2 separate regions of the Homo sapiens genome follow, and region 1 is linked to region 2. Evidence: chromatin contacts called from ENCODE POLR2A ChIA-PET data. All regions are on one chromosome and are shown on one strand. The core of a region is the stretch at or near the end of the contact, and the rest is flanking DNA. Distances in the headings are between cores, read along the strand shown.

The links. ChIA-PET counts read pairs that join two places held with the same protein, here RNA polymerase II (POLR2A).
Region 1: POLR2A ChIA-PET joins it to region 2 with 10 read pairs in activated T-cell. The contact joins two enhancer-like sites. POLR2A ChIA-PET finds 5 or more read pairs at or near these places in 3 of 52 experiments (activated CD4-positive, alpha-beta T cell, activated T-cell and naive thymus-derived CD4-positive, alpha-beta T cell).

Annotation. Positions count from the first base shown.
Region 1 is chr11:48,170,317-48,174,858 of GRCh38, forward strand. It overlaps PTPRJ (protein tyrosine phosphatase receptor type J), which reads left to right. Exons shown (of 25, transcript NM_002843.4): 25 at 1-523. Among named protein-coding and RNA genes, the nearest start is that of OR4B1, 44 kb to the right of the region's middle. Within about 2 kb of position 2,720, at least 4 of the 41 ENCODE cell types and tissues checked have a DNase peak (open chromatin) inside an H3K27ac peak, as active enhancers do.
Region 2 is chr11:48,050,119-48,054,382 of GRCh38, forward strand. The region is part of intron 1 of PTPRJ (protein tyrosine phosphatase receptor type J); the gene reads left to right. Among named protein-coding and RNA genes, the nearest start is that of MIR3161, 45 kb to the right of the region's middle. RefSeq lists enhancers at 749-1,250, 1,251-1,750 and a silencer at 2,219-2,513. Within about 2 kb of position 2,338, at least 14 of the 41 ENCODE cell types and tissues checked have a DNase peak (open chromatin) inside an H3K27ac peak, as active enhancers do.

The sequences.
Region 1 (4,542 bases), core at 1,470-3,969, 120 kb after region 2:
GTGTCTGCCCACTGCAGCCATACTGTGACCTCCAGCCAGACTTCCGCCTAATTGACTCCACTGGATTTGTGCTCTGTTGAGTCAGAGGCTCCCGGGGGTTGGGGATCGAGGGGCGGGGGTCAGCTATGCAGCCCATCACGTGTGTTTTTCATCTGGGATGAAAAAGCCTGGTTCTCTTTTGAAATGCTTGATTGTACTTATTGAGCTAAACAAGTCTTGGTGACTGTTGTTGATTTGCCTCAAAAGTTTTAAGTCCTGGGTTTTCAGACTACTGTGTAGCAGCTGTGTGTTTAACATACTGTAGCTTTTTCTCCCTTGGGGGCACATACAAATAGGATGTGTTGATGTGGACTCTAAACTGTAATTTTCCTGTAACTATTTTGGAATGATGCATATTTCTAATGTTTGTTATACTTGTACAGAGTATTGCTGTTGGTTGCTTTTTTTTTTTTTAAGGAAAAAATGGCCTGAAAACATTTTTTTAAAGACTTACAAATACCAAATATAAAAAAATGTCAATGCATTATGCCTTTGCTTCTTTCTTTCTTCTTTTTTCCTTCTTACAATGTGCCAAGCAGTTTACTGGCCTGCATTTTACTTGGGCATCCTTAACAAAAACACATTTCTCTTTGGGATTTCCGGATTGTTTTAGTTTTCTAGGGCTGTTGTAACAAGTACCACCAACTGGTGGTTTAAACAGCAGAGATTTACTTCCTACAATTTTGGTGGCTGAAATCCAGATGTGGGCAGGGTTGGTTTCCTGTGAGGCCTTTTTTTTTTTTCTTTTTTTGAGACAGAGTCTCACTCTGTTGCTCAGAGTGGAGTGCAGAGGCGTGATCTCAGCTCACTGCAACCTCTGCCTCCTGGGTTCAAGCAGTTCTCCTGCCCCAGCCTTCAGGCGCCTCTCTTCGTAGCTTGCAGATGGCTGTCTTCTCCCCATGCCTCCACATGGTCTTCCCTCTGCTTGTCTGTGTCCTAATCTCCTTCTTTTTTTTTTTTTTTTGAGATGGAGCCTTGTTCTGTCGCCCAGGCTGGAGTGCAGTGGCATGATCTTGGCTCACTGCAACCTCTGCTTCTCGGGCTCAAGCGATTCTCCTGCCTCAACCTCCCGAGTAGTTGGGACTACAGGTGCCTGCCACCACACCCAGCTAATTTTTTTGTATTTTTAATAGAGACAGGGTTTCACCATGTTGGTCAGGCTGGTGTCGAACTCCTGACCTCGTGATCCACCCGCCTTGTCCTCCCAAAGTGCTGGGATTACAGGCGTGAGCCACCGCTCCCGGCTAATCTTATAAGGACACGAGTCATACTGGATCAGGGCCCACCCTATTGACCTAATTTTACCTTAATTACCTCTTCAAAGACACTCCAAATGTAGTCAAATTCTGTTTTAGTGGGGGTTAGGACTTGACCATATGAGTTTTGGAAGGGACCCAGTTCAGCCTGTAACACATATTCAGGGCAATTTAGTGAAGAGGAGGCTTGGAGGAAGTGGCTGTGTGTCTTAAGATTGTGTGTGTTCCCAGAAGGTTGGAGGTATGAGCCTGCAGGTGGATGGATACCCAGTTGGTTGGGGGTGTGTTATGATATAGTTAGCTCTCCTGGGCTTTCTGCTTAGGGACAGCGCTTGGGCTGCGGATAAAGTATCCATCATCTTCCTGTTTTGATTCAGGCCAAAGTTGTCCCAGAACTTTTCTGCCCACAGTGTTGGTTTAGAGGAGGCAGGGAGACACTGTATTGCTGACCTGTTATCTGCATACTTAAAAAAAAAACAAACCAAACTAGGCTACCCTGCAAAATAGCACAGCATTCTCTGCTCCTAGCACTTAGTTTGATAAAAACTACCTTACCCAGGTATAGCCTAGGAATTGAGATATTGTGGGAAAGAAAAACCGAATGATCACCTGTGGTTTTATAAAATGTAAAGCTTAAGTGAGAAAACAAATTCATAGAACTATAAACAGAGAACAATCCCAATAAGAATTAAATAAGTGCATAGAAGAAAAGAAACACAACTCTAGAATAATATAATAGTGGGATTAGGAGTGGATTTTATTTTTATATTCACCTGTTTATAGTTTCTAACTTCTCCCAATGAATATGGAGTACTTAAGAGTAACTAGTTTAAAACTTAGCACTTTTCCCTCCTTGCCTCAAAAAAGTGAAGCTACAGTATAGTTTTAAATTTACTAGTCAAGTTACAAAATTCTTTTTTTTTTTTTTTTTTTTTTTTTGGAGACAGAGTCTCGCTCTGTCACCCAGGCTGGAGTGCAGTGGCACGATCTTGGCTCACTGCAAGCTCCGCCTCCCAGGTTCACGCCATTCTCCTGCCTCAGCCTCCCTAGTAGCTGGGATTACAGGCGCCCGCCACCATGCCCGGCTAATTTTTTTGTATTTTTAGTAGAGATGGGGTTTCACCGTGTTAGCCAGGATGGTCTCCATCTCCTGACCTTGTGATCCGCCCGCCTCGGCCTCCCAAAGTGCTGGGATTACAGGCGTGAGCCACGACGCCCGGCCAAGCTTCCAAGTTCTGATAGCCATCCCATCCCTTCTGGGGTTTCACAGCTCTATTTGGGGCTGAACGTGGCAGATCTCTGGGGCCTCCAACATGAGAGCCTGGGCTTTACATTCCTGCAGGCAGGTGAAGCCTCCTGACCCAAAAGGTGAGTAGTGGGCCCCTGTTGGGGCCAGCAGTTTTGGATGATGCCACTAGATGGCGGCAGAGAACTGGGCTGTGGAAGCAATCCTTGGCTAGGCTGTGGCAGGGCAGTGGAGCACATAGGATTGGAAAAGAAACCAGGAGGTCCGTAAGGCAAGGCTAAAAACCAGCAACAGGGCGAAGGAAGCGCCCTTGCCAGCAGCTGGCAGCTTTCCGTATAATTTGTTAGATAATATGTTCATGGTAAAAAAATTTAGGAAAAGAAGGAAAATAAAAAAATCCTATGTTGTCACCATTCAACAAGATGTCCCCCAATAATCCTCCCGCCTGGTATTCACATTTTTGTGTAGCCCCTCCTCCACTGTAGCAGGGTTGGTCTGTGTGACTGGTAGATTGCAGAGAGGTGATGGCATCCCACTTCTGAGATAAAACTGTGCAGTTTCTCTCTCGCTGTCTCTCTCCCTCCAGCCCCCCTCCCACGGCACTCTCTCCAAAACCAGCTGGCATGTTCTGAGCAGCCTTGAGAGAGGCCCACGTGGTGGGCTTCTTCTGAACCTCCTGCCAACAGCTACATGAGTGGGCCTGGAAGCAGATTCTCAGGTCAGCCTTTGGATGACAGTAGCCCTGGCCGACAGCTTGACTGCAGCCTCCTGGGAGACCCCAAGCCAGAACCTACCCAGACTCCCTGACTTGCAGAAAGCATCTGAGATGATAAATGTTTACTGTTTCAAACTGCTCTGTTTTGGGATAATTTGTTACACAGCAAGAGATAACTAATATGGGCTAATATATCCCACCACATAGGAAATACCACTGTTAACATTTTACTGTAAATAATTCTGTAACCTTTAGAATTCTCACAAACACCACACACACACACCCCCCATATGTGCACACATGCATACATCTTCATCTTCATGTATTTGCTTTCATCTTTTTGCAAAACTGGAATCAAACATGTTCATATTTCTTTTTAAGATTAACATATTTCTTTGAGTAATATTTCTACTGAAGCGTAATACAGACAGAAAAATGCACTAATCATAGGTTGGCTGTTTGAATAATTGTCCAAAAATGAACACACCCATATAACCAGCACCCAAATTAAAAAGTATATACGACCAGCATGCCATAAGCCACCTTGGTGCCCCCTTTCAGCCACACCCTGGCAAAGCTAACCACTATCCTGGCTGCTAACCTTTTAAGTTGGTTCTGTGCTCAATTTTTTGAAACTTGCTTCTTTTTTAAAATTAAAAATTTTTATTTTTAGAGACGAGGTCTCACTCTGTCATGCAGGCTGCAGTGCAGTGGCACTGTAATGGCTCACCGTAGCCTCAGACTCCTGGACTCAAGTGATCCTCTCACCTCAGCCTCCTGAGTAGCTGGGACTACAGGTGCGTGCCACCACACCTGGCTAATGAAACTTGCTTTTTTTTTTTTTGAGACAGAGTTTCGCTCTTGTCACCCAGGCTGGAGTGCGATGGTATGATCTTGGCTCACTGCAACCTCTGCCTTCCGGGTTCAAGCAATTCTTCTGTCTCAGCCTCCCAAGTACCTGGGACTATAGGCATGTGCCACCATGCCTGGCTAATTTTTTTGTATTTTTAGCAAAGACAGCGTTTCACTGTGTTGGCCATGCTGGTCTTGAACTCTTGACCTCAGGTGATCCGCCCACCTCAGCCTCCCAAAGTGTTGGGATTACAGGCCTGAGCCACCGTGCCTGGCTGAAACTTGCTTTTTATACTTGACATATTGTGAACTCTTTCTGTGTTATTAGGTATTCATCCTGTTCACCATTTTAAGAGCTGCATAATACTCCATAGTATGGACACATACCACTCTCGAGTTAACTACTCTTTTATTGATTGCCATTAGATTATTTC
Region 2 (4,264 bases), core at 1,088-3,587:
CTCTTCAGTCAGATGGTTTGAGAATGCGTGTTTTGTGGTGTATGCACACAGACTGTATGAGTTTGTTTTTTTACACATGACTAGTAAACCTGTCACATTTTGTCAAATGTGATTTTCTTTCTTTATTAAAATAGATTTTATTTTTAGAGTAGTTCTAGGTTCACAGCAAAATTGAGCAGAAGGTGCAGAGATATCCCATATACCCCTGGCCCCCACATATGCACGGCCTCCCCCGTTAGCAACACCCCCACCAGAGTGGAACAATCAATGAACGTACATTGACATATCACTATCACACAAAGTCCATAGTTTCTGTTAGAATTCATGCATAGCATTCTACATTCTGTGGGTTTGGACAAGGTATGATGACATGTAACTGTGATTTCCTCAATTCAATATGTATAGTTCCTGTTCACACATTTCTTCACACATTTGTTCCTCAGTGCTCAAATGCCTGCTGTATTCCAGGCTGTATTTGAAGCCCCTGAGCCTTTATTTGGAGAGTTCATTGAACATTAGAGCATGCAGTTTGCTGAGATGTCTTGTACTTAGAAAATCCAATTTATAAAAAACCTCAAATAGAACAGTAAATTTAGGGAATTTTTTTTTTCTGATGATAAAATTAGATAACTCTGTTGCATGGATTCTGTAAAACACAGCTCCCTCCTGTTACGCCATGAATTGGGTTCAATTTACAACACCCCTTTAGGCATACTTTTTCAGCAACACATGTCTGAGCCGAGGTGCACTGTGCCTCTTTCTGTAGCAGGCAGCTTTTAGGGGGTGTCCTAGTGGTCTTATGTTTTATACATCTCATGGGAGTGGCTGGTTTCTAGGAAATAGCTCACTTGCCAGTTTTGGTAACCCTAACAGAGCTGTTTTGCCAAGGCGTCTGGTGAATATTTCTGTCTTCCAGTCAGGACTAATATAGTACTTTTCAGAGGTGATAGCCAGTTAACTGATGACTTTTTTTTTTTTTTTTTTTTTTTTTTTTTGAGATGGAATCTCGCTCTGCCACCCAGGCTGGAGTGCAATGATGCGATCTTGGCTTACTGCAACCTCTGCCTCCCGGATTCAAGCGATTCTCCTGCCTTGCCTCCTGAGTAGCTGGGATTACAGGTGCGCACCACCACGCCTGGCTAATTTTTGTATTTTTGGTAAAGTCAGGGTTTTGCCATGCTGCTCAGGCTGGTGTCGAACTCCTGGGCCCAAGTGATCTGCTCACCTCGGCCTGCCGAAGTGCTGGCATTACAGGCGTGAGCCATTGCACCTGGCCGTGTTTTCTGTTTTTTATTTAGAGGAAGTCACTTGATCATGCTTTTCCCCCCACCCATGGCATAGGAAAATGATTCTTTTGCTGATTGTGCTGATTAAATGTGATGTGGAAAAACCTACTCCTGGTGTTCAGAGAGGTTTTCCAGGTCACAGTGGGGTGGGTCTCATCTGGACATCAGAATCATTATGTTAATGATAACTAAGAGCAGTTGACTGCTTACTATAAGCCAGCCACTGACCTCAGGGCATTGCATAACTGGCTTCCTTTACTCTTCACATCAGCCCTGTGGGCTTGGGAGTGAGACCTCTACCTAGTTTTTAAACAAATTACATAAACTTTTTGGGGCTCAGCTCCCTCATCTGAAAATCAGAAAATGATACTTCTCTGGCATTTTGAGCATGAGTTCAGGAGTCAGACTTCCTGGGTTTGAATTCTAGCTTCTTCTATGACTTTGAGCAAATTACTTTAACTTTGCTAAGCCTCAGGTTTCTCGTGTTGCATAGGCAGATGATAGTCATATCTGAATGTAACGAGAATCAAATGCAACCTGGGACACAGTGAACACTTGGTGAACGTTAGTGCCTTGGTAACAGTGATGATAGTGACAATAAAGATCGATGATGATGATGATGGCGATGGTGCTTAACCCAGTATGAAGGTGAAGTGTCTAAGCTTCTTGAGGGCAGAGTTTTGTCTTCTTCTGCACTTTCTTTCTAGTGTCTAGAATTGCCTGTAGGTTTACCCCTGGATCCCGTCAGGATGGGGCTAAATTTAGAATTTTTGGAAAGATGTGAGCTAGCCCGTCTACAGTGACATCCAGCTCAGTGTGTATGTTTGGTCTGTGAACATAGTAGAGGCATGATTCAACTGTGAGTTTGTGCTGGGAGCATAGATGGATGCTTTTCAGGCTCTTGAAATGTGCAAGTGTGGTTCCCTTGCAGCAGGCATTGCCTCTCCCTCGTTAATCAAGATCTTTTCCTTGCCAGGACTTCAGGAGATCCTGGACATCCTCTGGAGCCCAGGGGTGGCCTCACCCGCTCCTTGCTTTAGCCTGGAATGCAGGCCCTCAACATTCCAGCCTTGGGTTAGTGCCAGAGCTGTGAAAGCAGGGCAGGCATTTCCACCTTGCTTGACAAAGGCTTTTGCTCTCTGGGTGGTTGGGGGTGCCTCTGAAGCCAGGCGAGACCAGAGATCTCATGGGTTTGTGTTTCTTCATTGATACTTTTAAGGGGAGCAACTTAATCAGTGGGAAACCAGATCTCAAAGGATGGGACAGATAAACGCAGGGTACAGAGAAGAGCTTGGGGGAGTGTCAAGCTTATTTGCCCAAAAGGGCTGACCCTACCTTACCGCCATTAATACATGTCCTTCATGCATCCCTGGGTAACAGGGAAGTAGTACCAAAAATCTTACAGTGCAATAAACACTTGGCAGAAATGGAGAAACTAGTAATGGCTGAGCAGCTGTGCCCTCTCCACCACCTCACTATGCAGTACGTGGGCCACCAGCCGCTAGGGGCCTGGCAGCCACAGAGATGAGGGAAGCATGCTGAGGACCCTGGTGTGGAGTTGGAGGGGTCATGTCCTCTGAAAGGTGGCCACCACTCATCGCCAGCCCTTACTGTCATGTGAGAATGTGGCTCTGTGTTTCCAGATATTGTTTTTTTTTTTCCCCTCCAACAGAAGCAGGAAATATAAAAAATTTATATAATATATATAAAATATATTATATATAAATATATAAATATATAAAAATAAATATATATTATATATATAAAAATATATAAATATATATAAAAATATATAAATATATTATATATAATATATTAAATATATTATATATAATATATTTATATAATATATATAATATATTATATAAATATATAAATATATAAAAATATATAAAATATATAAATATATAATATATATTATATATTAATATATTATATATTATATATAAATATATAAAAATATAATATATATAAAATATATATAAAAATATATGATATATAATATATATAAATATATATGTATAAAATATATATTATATATTATATACTATATATTATATATAATATATAAAAAATATATATAAAATATATATATAACTTCACGGAAACTCTGAAGGAGAGGTCAAATATAATATTATATATTTTATATATATAATTTATATATATATAAAACTATATATATATATTTTTGAGAGACAGTCTTGCTGTGTTGCCCAGGCTGGAGTGCAGTGGTGTGATCTTGGCTCATTGCAACCTCTGCCTCCCAGGTTCAAGCGCTTCTCCTGCCTCAGCCTCCCAAGCAGCTGGGATTACAGGTGTGTGCCACCATGCCTGGATAATTTTTGTACTTTTAGTAGAGGCAGGGTTTCACCATGTTGGCCAGGCTGGTGTCGAACTCCTGACCTCATGATCCGCCCACCTTGACCTCCCAAAGGGCTGGGATTACAGGCATGAGCCACCGTGCCTGGCCAGGAAATTATATTTTTATGAGAAATATTCTGTTGTTTAAATTCTGGCACCTCGTTCTTTTTTTTTTTTTTTTTTTGAGACGAAGTTTCACTCTTGTCGCCCAGTCTGGAGTGCAGTGGCATGATCTCAGCTCACTGCAGCCTCTGCCTTCTAGGTTCAAGTAGTTCTCCTGGCTCAGCCTCCCGAGTAGCTGGGATTACAGGTGCCTGCCACCACGCCTGGCTAATTTTTGTATATTTAGTTGAGATGGGGGTTTCACCATGTTGGCCAGGCTGGTCTTGAACACCTGACCTCAGGTGATTTGCCCGCCTTGGCCTCCCAAAGTGCTGGGATTACAGGCGTGAGCCATGGCGCCCGGCCCTAGTTCACAAAATATATATGGCCAAACAAAACATGTCTGGGGCTAGACTTGGACAGGGGGCCCCATTGTGCAACCTCTTATATAGCAAATTAGAGTTTACCAGGAAGTTTCTGCCCTTCAGGCCCTCTGCTCTCACAGAAACTCTATG